Linked DNA regions of Homo sapiens: region 1 is linked to region 2. Evidence: chromatin loops called from intact Hi-C (ENCODE). Cell type or tissue: heart left ventricle. All regions are shown on one strand. Links, peaks and the distances in the headings refer to the core of each region. The heading gives the core; the rest is flanking DNA. Region 1 overlaps LOC124902554 (a long non-coding RNA gene). Region 2 overlaps NHLRC2 (NHL repeat containing 2).

What was found. Hi-C counts contacts between places; a loop is a spot of excess contacts. Peaks named below come from ENCODE experiments on the same cell type or tissue, not always from the same donor. Only the 100,000 strongest peaks of a DNase experiment are listed, where the experiment ranks them.
Region 1: a loop joins it to region 2, with 2.1 times the contacts of the local background. A loop is called at or near these places in 4 of 110 quality-filtered maps.

The regions. Positions count from the first base shown.
Region 1 is chr10:114,062,780-114,068,162 of GRCh38, forward strand. The region is part of intron 1 of LOC124902554 (a long non-coding RNA gene); the gene reads right to left. Among named protein-coding and RNA genes, the nearest start is that of ADRB1, 22 kb to the left of the region's middle. In heart left ventricle, for the core only: no CTCF peak of the experiment used is centred there; no DNase peak of the experiment used is centred there; H3K27ac peaks cover 4,460 bases.
Region 2 is chr10:113,889,462-113,894,844 of GRCh38, forward strand. All of the region lies in intron 5 of NHLRC2 (NHL repeat containing 2), which reads left to right. Among named protein-coding and RNA genes, the nearest start is that of NHLRC2, 37 kb to the left of the region's middle. In heart left ventricle, for the core only: a CTCF peak has its summit at 2,232; no DNase peak of the experiment used is centred there; H3K27ac peaks cover 1,636 bases.

The DNA of each region.
Region 1 (5,383 bases), core at 199-5,198, 170 kb after region 2:
CAGGCAACCACTAAGGTATTTTCTTAGCTCTGATTAATTGTAATTACCCTACTTTTAACCATTGATGTATTCTTGAAAGTTCAGGCTTTCCTTAAAGGCAAATCTCATCACTTTCTCAGGGGTTTTAAAAGAAATCCAAGTTAATTAATTAATTTATATCTTTATATCAAGAAACATTTATTGAGCTCCAACTAGAAGCCAGGTACTATGTTAGGTCATGGGGTCATGGAAACCCAGGGCGCTGGAGACCTGGAGGAGGGCATGACCAACATAAATCTCTAACTCGGCAGGGTTTACTGTGAGACCCCCAAGGAGGGAGCAGATTCTAACACTGGCTGGGACAGTCAGGGACAGCATCACCCACAAGGTACCAACGGGCTGAATCTTGAGTGGTGAATTGTTTTTGCCCAGATGAAAAGGACATTCCAAGCAGAAGGAAGAAACTCTCAAAGGCATGCAGGCAAAAAAGAGCAAAGGACGTGTTCTGTGTTCCAAAGACAGCAGGAACATTTGCATGGCCGGAGCAGAGGCTGCCAGGCTGGCCCAGTGGGAAAGGATTCCTGATAACAGGCAAAAGCTGGATTGGGAAGGAGTTTATATATCTTAATAAGAATTTTGGACTTCATTCTATAGGGAAGAGAGTCACTGAAGATTTTAAGTACAAGAATAACTGGGTCAGATTGGAGTTTTTTTCACAAGCAATCCCCGGTCACAGGGGAGATGGATGGGTGGAAAAAGAACTAAAGAAGACGGCAAGAGAAGGCCATCAACTTCAAAATGGGAGACAGGTGGAGGAGCAGTTTGGGGAAGTTCACAGTAAACGGATGTGTGGTTTAAGACTCTTGCATCTGTGGGGATGCGGGGAGAGATGGCCACCAAGCACCTAGGAAAATAGATTTGTGCCTCAGGGAAGGGTTAGAGAACAAGGGACTTGTTGGAGGGACTTTTCACTTTTAACTTCAGGTTAGAAGTTAAATGCGAAAACGATCTAATACACCAAAAACACCCCAAAATAAGTAGGAAAATAACGATGAGGAGAAGACAAATGATGGGGAAGAGAACAGTCATTTCTACAGTTTTCCTTGGGCTGGTTTTCAAAATGACAAGTCTTTTTTACATGTTGAAGGATAAATATCTCTTTTGGATAGCCAATTTAGACATCATATGAATATAATAATGGCCTCATTGTCTCTAACTCAACACTGCCATGATGCCCTGAGTAATTGTAAATGCTCAAGATGCACAAAGATGCAAGATCCAAGGATACATCTGCATACGTCCACTGAAGATCACATTTTAAACCTTAATAGCTTAATAACAGATAAGAAAAATACAGATTCCAGTATTATTAAATATGTATGCATGTGTATCCATATAAGTGGTGTGTGTGTGTGAGTGGTGTATGTGTGTGTGTTCACATTCTTTCTCCTCCTAGGAAAAGATGATGCATTAGCTCAGGTGAGTTGCCCAGAAATAGCTAGGAAAAGGTCATGCTCTCCTTCTTCAGAGTTTCAGCCTGTTGTCCTCATATGCCCAATTTATGCAGGACTTTCCCCTACATCATCGAAAGAATGTGTTTGGCACCAGGGCCTTGGTATCAAGCAGACAACATATTTCTTACTTTAGAAGTGCAACTGGTAGAATAAAGAGCCTGAGAACCGGAACTGCTGCCAGAAATAGCAGGGCAAATTCACCCACTTCCAAGAAGGTCACTCAGTCTCAGAACAGGGTACAGGCAGATCGAAGCAAATTCTTGGCACCGCCTCTGCCATATCTGCCTGTTGCATAATGGACGGCCCTTAGTTCTCTTGATTGAGAGCACTGGTGTTGACCTGGCATTTTCTGTTGCTCTCTGTTATATCACTTTCCAGTCCATGTCAAAACAATCACTATTGTCAGTGACCTTCCCTAATAACTCAGTCTCTCTTCTGTATTTAACAGCTGCCTGTTGAGAATCCTATTTTTAACAAACAATTATAACCTAAGAGCTGTCATCTGTCAGGTTTTAAATGTTTGTTAAAAATAGGAGTCCCAGACATGTAGCCATTAGGCAACAGAAAGCCATAAACAATGGGAAGAGCAAGCAACAGCAGGAGACGTTAATCACATCTGAACTCATTACTAAACCTCCACTTTGGAAGGGCCATAGTCAGTGGCAAATCAGGCAGAGTTGGAGGGTGATTGCTGTTAACAGAAGCAGTTCTACTGACCTTCAGGAAATTATGTCCTGTGGACATCCTGCTCACATTAATAAATGAGAGCAATGCTCTTTTGGTGGAGGGGGAGGACCTGTCCTAGAGTAGGAATTGGAAAAATAAGATAACGTCTCAAGAATGATGCATAACTCAGGAGAGTGCTTTGAAACCATAGCTAATTTTTCCTCTTTTATTTAGCACCACCCAAACTGCTTTTAGGCATTACATCACTTGACCTAAGAGAACACTGTGAGGCAAGTACTGTGTTGTCACATTTTACTGATGAGGAAACTGAGGCTTAAAGAAGGTCAAATAACTTGCCCAAGAAGACAGAGCTGGGAAATGGCTGTATAGGACTTCAGGAACCCAGGCACTTTCCATAGAGCCCACCCTCTTAACCACTCCATTCTTTCTCCTACCTGTGACACGAAATGCCCTTTTACGAAAACTGAAGCAGAAGCACCACCTCTCCACCCCACTGCTAGACTCTCTGATTCAAGCCACACTTGGCCAGGAGGGTGGTGGCAGCCTGGGTTCTGGTCAAGACAGAGCTCTCTAAATCATCCTCCAGTTGGGGAGTGAAGGTTGCAATTTGTTCCGTGGCCTCATTCTGTCTGATTCAACACTCTGCCACGATGCCCTGAGTAAATTGTCAATGCTCAAGATGCACAAAGATGCAAGATCCAAGGATACATCTGTGTATACGTCCACCAAAGGTCATATTTTTAACTTTAATAGCTTGTTTTTACCCAGGCCCGTGACTCCTTTTCTTTTCTCATGCATGATAGAATATGTGCTTTTCTTCCTGAGCTATACCCTACCCATTTCCTTGGTCTTACCTTCATAGTATTTTTCCACTATTTCCTTTGATTTAGGGAAATTCAAATTTTCAAATCTACAGAGCCCTAGGACATGGGAGACTATTAAGTTCACTAGAGCAGAAGATCTTTAAATAGTAGCCCCTGGTAAATTGGATTCTGCATCATTAATAATCACCTGGAGGACAGAGGAAGAGAGTCCCTCTAATTGACAATCACTCAGAAATGAATATAAAACATCTCTGAAATGCTAATTGTTAAGTGTTTATTGAGGCCCATCATATGCCTTTGCTGAATACTAAAGTACCAAAACATTTCCAAAGAACTTACAGTCTGATTGTACTCCAAAGAATAGAGGTAAATATGATATTATATTATATGTAATCAAGTGTGAAAATGTGCACAATATGGTTCAATTGATGGAAGTATGTTGTATAATCATGTTTTGGTCACACACCTACAATATCAAGTGAGCTACTATTTTCTCAGTTAAAATTCAAAGTCCATAATTTTCTGTGAGAAGCTGTGACATCACAATAAAGACACTGATCAGGATTTTTTTCTTTCTGGCATTTAGATTTTTTTTTTATTTGAAGCTCTTTTAATATCTTTGAAATATTTAATAAGAAATGCAGTTACTATTAAATATGCAGTTATTAGCCACAGATAGTACTTCTCATTGTAAATAAAAGTTATTTTCCCAGCACCTACTCGCTCCTTAAATGTTATTTCAAAAATGCATTCTGTGTGATGATACTGTTCTTAGGATTTCACTTTTGGAATCCAAATAACAATAACGTTCCCTTTCTCCCCGTGAAATGCATCTGTTCGGAGCCCTGATGACACAGAAAGAATTCTCAAGGTCTCCTGGAGAAAATACTTCATCAACTTGATGGCCAACATGAGATTTTGAAGAAGGGAAGACAAGTGCAACCGGCTGAGGACGGTGCACAGAGGCCTTCTAAATTCTTCTGCAGTTTGTAGTGCTACAGATAAGTTTTTCCATGGAGCAGTCCAACCTCAGTTGCTGCAAGACCTGTTTTTTCTGTGTGTGTGTTTTTTTTAAACAAGTCAGTAAACTAACTGGAACTTCTGTCAAGTCTTGTGGCTCTGTATAAATGGGTGCAGATTTAACTTGACACATTAATTTCTTTCTAGAAAACAATTTATATTCATAGAATCATGGAATCCCAGAGAGGGAAGGGCCTTCACAGTCAGCCTGTCCAAACATCAATCTCGCGCTTGCATTGTTCACTTCAAAAGCAGTCTGTGTTCCAGAGCAGCTGCGCTCAGGCCCCGGAGGCTGGTATTTTGCATGTCCTCTGTCCCGTCGGGGCCGTTCAGGATGAACATCACTTGTTGGTGATTATTTTTGCTGGGTGGTATGGACAGATTCTGAGTGATAGGTTGGTAGTTTGTGAGGATTAGAGATTTTGAAAAACGCTATTTATAAAGAGAGATGCCAGTGTTATTATTTTCATCTCTGTGTGAGGAGTCCGAGGCCTAGAAAGACCAAATGGGCAGAGCTTGAATGCAGGCCAGGGAGGCTCCAAAGCCTACGCTCTGATGCTCTTTCTGCCAAACCACACTACTGGGATATTTTAACAAACCCGAGAAAGAATGAGGGAAAATAACTTTTTTTTTTTTTTTTTTTGAGACAGAGTTTCGCTCTTGTTGCCCAGGCTGGAGTGCAATGGCACAATCTTGGCTCTCCGTAACCTCTGCCTCCCGGGTTCAAGCGATTCTCCTGCCTCAGCCCCCTAAGTAGCTGGGATTACAGGCGCCTGCCACCACACCTGGCTAATTTTTTTGTAATTTTTGTAGAAACAGGGTTTCACCATGTTAGCCAGGCTGGTCTCGAACTCCTGACCTCAGGTGATCTGCCCACCTTGGCCTCCCCAAAGTGCTGGGATTACAGGCATGAGCCACCATGCCCAGCCTTTTTTTTGAGGCAGGGTCTCACTCTGTCACCTAGGCTGCAGTGCAGTGGAAGGATCTCAGCTTACTGCAGCCTCAACCTCCTGGGATCAAGCGATCCTCCCACCTCAGCCCCACCGAGTAGCTGGGACTACAGGTGTGTGCCACCATGCCCAGCTAATGTTTGTATTTTTTGTAGAGATGGAGTTTCGCCATGTTGCCCAGGCGGGTCTCAAACTCCCGGACTCAAGCAATCAACCCACCACTGCCCCGCAAAGTGCTGGGATTACAGGTGTGAGCTAAGGCAAAATGACTTTTTAAAAAATAGATTAAAATGTATTGGTAGCATGGAGAACTAGAAACTGATTTTGGGGGGCGGGGGGTCACCCAGTAGCTACAGATATCTACCTCCCCTGCCCTGTATTTCTACATTTTTCTTTTCTCTATAGAAAA
Region 2 (5,383 bases), core at 121-5,120:
ACTAGTACATTTTTATTTTGTTAAAATAAGTTATATCTTTATGTCTAAAATTTGAGAGAAGATTCTTATACTGCCTTATCACATTGACTTGGTGTTGATTTTTTTTAGGTTAATTAGGTATAATTTATATACAGTAAAATTTACCCTTATTAGGTATATAATTCTATGAAATTTGACAAAGAAGTGCAGTCTTGTAACTTTTACCACAGTCAAGATACAGAATATTTTCATCCCAAAAAGTTATTTCATAGCCTGTTGTTGAGTCTCCCCCCGCCATCACCACACTCACTGCAGCAACTGGCAGCAGTGATCTCTTTCCTGTTCTCTGTCATCTTTCATGTCTGGCTTCTTCCATTTAGCATAATGTTTTTGAGATTCATCCCTGTGGTTCCATGTATCAGTAATTTGTTCTCTTTTATCACTGAGTAGTAGTTCGTTGTATGGCTCTACCACAGTTTGTTTATTCATTCACCAGTTAATAGACATTTGAAGGTATTTCTAGTTTTCAGTGGCTATAGAAAACCTCCATAAACGTTTGTGCACAGTTTTTGTTTTGTGGTAATATGCATTCACTTCTCTTGGGCAAATGCCTAAGAATGAGATTACTGGGTCATATGGTAAGTGAATGTGTACAAGAAACTGCCAGACTGTTTTCCACAGTGGCTGTTTTCTTAAAGTCCCAAATGTCTGTTGGGAGTCATTGCTTCTGCCTGAAGAACTTCTTATGACACAGGTCTGCTGGCAGTGATTTTTCTTGCCTTTATTCTGGTCTGAAAAAGTATCTAGCTTTCATTTTTGAAAGTTATTTTTATTGCGTATGTGAATCTGGATTAACATTTTTTTCTTTTACTATTTTAAAGATATTACTCCATTGTCTTTTGACTTACATAGTTTTCCACAAGACACCTGTTTTAATATTATCTCTTGTTCTTTATATGTAAAGTGTATTTTTTTCTCTGGTTGCTTTCAAGATTTTATCTTTGGTTTTCAGCAGTTTGATATATCTAAGAATTATCCTGCTTGGAGTTCTTGAATCTGTGGTTTGATGTTCATTATTGTCAAGAAATTCTCACTCATTATCTCTTCAGATATTTTTTTCTGCCCCTTTCTGTCTTTCTCTTTCTGGGACTTCAGTTACTCATGTTAGATTTCTTCTTAATATTATATTCAATAACTCTTGCATATTGTGTTCTTTTTATTCATTCTTCTTATTTTTTCTTTTTGTACTAGTAATTTCTACCAATTTATCTTCAGTCATTAATTCTTTCTTCAGCTGTGTCTAGTCAACTGATGAGCCTGTTGTATTAGTCCATTCTCATACTGCTATAAAGATACTACCTGAGACTAGGTAGTTTATAAAGAAAGGAGGTTTAATTAACTCACAGTTCCACATGGCTGGGGAGGCCTCAGGAAACTTGAAATCACAGCAGAAGATGAGGAGGAAACAAGGCACATCTTACTTAGCAGGCAGCCAAGAGAGAGTACCAAGGGGGAAGTGCCAGACAGTTACTAAGCAACCAGATCTCGTAAGAACTCATTCACTATCATGAGAACAGCAAGAGGGAAACTACCCCCATGATCCAATCACTTTCCACCAGGTCCCTCCCTCGACTTGTGGGGATTACAATTCAGATTACAATTCGAGATGAGATTTGGGTGGGAACACGGCCAAACCATATCATTTGTAGAAGGAATTTTTCATCTCTAATATTATGCCTTTTTAATATAGCATTTGTATTTCTTACAGATTCATCTCTGCTGAAATTCCTTATCTATTTAGGTGTGTTGACCACCTTTTTCTCTAGGTTCTTTAACATACTATGCATAGTTATTTCAAAGTCTGTATTAGATAGTTCCAAATCTGGGGACTATCCTCGAGTCTGTTTCTGATCATTCCTTTGTTACTCGGAAGCGGGTAATGTTTTTGCTTTTATGTGTGTCTTCTCATTATTTATTATATGTCAGTCATCTTGTATAAAACAATAGAGGCTGAGATAAATAGTACTTATGTTATAATTATGAAAGATTGAGTCAATTTGGTCAGGAGCTGAGCTGGGCCTTGGTTTTATTATTGCTATGTCAATGCACCACATGTTTTAAATTCCTCTAGCTGGGCAGTTGTTGCCTTCTGATTTTGCCTCAGTACATGGGCCTAGATTAGCTGGAGGGTTTTCTTAGTGTTAGTGCTCTACCCTCAGCTTTCAGTCGTCCCTGTACAATGAAGCCACATGGTGGTTCCCTCTCTCCACTCTTGCAGCCGTCCCAGGGATAGACTGCTACTCGTTGTTATTCTGCCCCAGGCTTGTGTTGTGTATGGGGATGTTCTCTGTTGTTCAGCCTCAGCCTTGGGAAGGCCCTGAGTGCCTAGGCCTTGAGGAAAGGATGTGGGGAGCTTTTTCATTGTTGCTGTTCCTCTCTCTGGCAGCCAGAATCTGTCTTGTGTCTGTGATTGGTTTGGGGAGCCTCCTGTTTCTCCCCTAGCAGAATGAGAACTCTGCTTGGTGTCAGTAGAGCATTTTTTCATCTACCTTTTCCACAGCTGTAAATGGTATTTTCCTGTGCTCTGTGGAAAGTGACAGGCTTTGCTGCCCTTCCCTAGTGGCTTAAGACTTTGATTCATAAGAGGTTTAGAGACTTTGTAGAAACAAATCTGTGTAGAAGCACTGATGGAGAATTTCACGGATGCTCTTAGGAGGGTTCTAGTCATAGGTACTTAAAATGACAGAATTTTTTTAAAGCTGGATTTCAGGTAATTTTCATGTTGATATTTCTTTTGTTGATTTTATTTGTTTTCTAAAAATATGTCTAATCTCTACTGATAATTATGAGTGAGTTTTGCCTTTAAAAATATTTTCAGAACCTTTTCAGCCTCTGTCATTGTCGTTTTAAAAAATTTTTAATTTGTGATTGTTGAAAGTCAGTAATATTAAGTGCACTCTTTTTTGTAATTTTACCTTCTATTTGAGATTGGGAGGTATGTATGAGGTTTGTTGTGTAGGTGTAAGTATACTCTTAATTTAAAATGGAAATGTTCATGATTACCACATTCTTTTTAGAGGGAACAAATCTAATACCCATACTCAGTGATGGAACTGTGTGCTTTGGAGGCCACACTCCAGGATGAACAGTTGTAAATTGTTAATATGACTCTTGTTACTTTGATAGACATTATAAATGCCAGCCCTCTTTTTTTTTTTTTAACTTTCATTTTGTTTACAAAAACAAACTCTTCAGTGCTCAGGGTAAAAATTTCTGGAGAAGTGGTCTAGCACGGTGGCTGTGAGCAAGGACTCTGGAGCCAGACCAGCTAGGTTTGCAGCTCCACATCTTAGTAGTTGTGTGACTTTGGACAAGTTTCATAGCCTCTTTATACCTCAACTTCCCCATCTAAATTGATGATACAAATAGTGCCTACCTGAAAGGCTTACCATGAGGATAAGAATTAATATATGTAAAGCACTTAGAACAGTGTCTGGTGCATAGAAAGCATAATATAATATACATGTTTGCTATTATCACTGTTTTCTATAAGATAAGAATTTTGTCATAAAGTGTCATGAACAGATGCTGATGATCTGAACCAAACCAAAAATGGGAAGGCAAGGGACTAGAAAATAACTTTAAAGACATTATCCAACCATAGACCATTCCCAGGGGTACAGGGAGAGAAAGGCAGAGGGGTAAACCTCACTATGCATCCCGGAGTAGGAGGCTGTGGGTACATTTAATCAGATCCCTGTTTCTGATCACAGACAGAAATGCACTTGAGTACTTGTTACCAGAGCTAAGTCTGCATGGGTCAGAGGCAGAAGGAGGGTGAAAAACGGGCAAGTAGAGAACTGAACCAAATAGTTCCTTCATTCTCATCAGAACACTCATAATCTAGAGTCAGATTCACTAATGAAGTCGTTTTCCAAGTTTAGCTGGGTGAATTTCAGCAAATTATTTAGCCTCTTTGAAGCTGGCTTTTTATAAAATGAAGATGATGATAATAAGACTTGTTAAGGTTGTTAAATTGAAGGAAATAATCCACGTAAAATTATTAGCTCGGTGCCATCAACACAGAAAGTGACCTGGGTGATGATTATCATTATCCTCATAAGTTGGTATGTAGAATTCCAAACACCTGAACCCTGACCTGACACTGCTGCTGCTTCTCTACTTTTTCTCTTTCCTCGGGCATCTGAAGGAAATAAGTACACAGAGACCAAAACTAAACCAATGCCCATACTTTATCTATCACTGGGAAGCTTTTGCCTTATTATAGTAAGCCCCAGCTGAGCTAGACCGACCTGTTTGGAGAACTAGATAACAAAGTTAAATTTGATCTTTCACTCAGCTATGCACCAACATAGCTCTCCTTTGCCAAGACAGAGGCTCTAAAAGCAAGCTAAGAAAAGCAAATGTTTTTGTTCCTAAAGCTTAGAGCTAAATTTGCCTAACTCACCCTTATGAGATTTTCTTAGAGTGGGACATTGATGTGAAAGAGAAAGAAAAATGCAGTTTTCAAGGTGGGAACAGGATGACAAACCAGTTCAGAAGGAATTCTTGCAGTAATCCCTGATAGTGGCTTAGGTCAAGGTGGAGGTGGTGAGAAGTGGTCAGATTTTGAATATATTTTGAATAAGGAGCCTACATAATTTGCTGATGGATCATGTGTGACATGTGAGAAAAAGGAGGAATTAAAGATGACTCCAAGGCTTATGACCTGAGAAGCTAAAAGGATGGAGTCCTTTTATTTTCATTTACTTGGTCAACCTTCCAGTCTTGTTACCCATAAGGTCCTAACATTGGCTGGAGCTGACTTTTCAATCAAGATAAGTTGTATAAAAATATCTGTCTATATTTCTCTCAATAATGATTCTTAGTGTAGAAGGCTTATAAATCTTTTTTACCCTTAGGTGTTTGATGTTTTTGAATGTCGTTATAAATTTTCTTGTATATTTGCTGCTGTAAACCGATAAAAGAATTTATCCTTGCTTATTGACCCTGTACCCAACAACATTGCTAAATTCCTGTATAAAATTGTGAAGATTTTGTGTGCATAGTTATGTCATCTGCTAATAACTACAGTTTTATTTCTAATCTTTTTGTGCTTTGCTTCTTTTTCCTTCTTTGTTGCACAAACTAGGACCTCCATAAGGTGTTAAATAGAAGTGTTGATAGTAGGTATCTTTGTCTCATTTTTATTCTCGGGGATGTTTGTAGGATTTTGTTCTTAAGTAGGATGTTTGCTGTGACTTTCTTAAAAATGTTCTTTATAAGATTAAATAAATTGCCTTCTGATCCTAGTTTGCTGAGTTTTTATCATGAATGGAAGCTTGTTGGAGATGTTGAAAGGCTTTATTGTTATGTGTGGCTTTGGAGTTCTCAGCCCTATCAG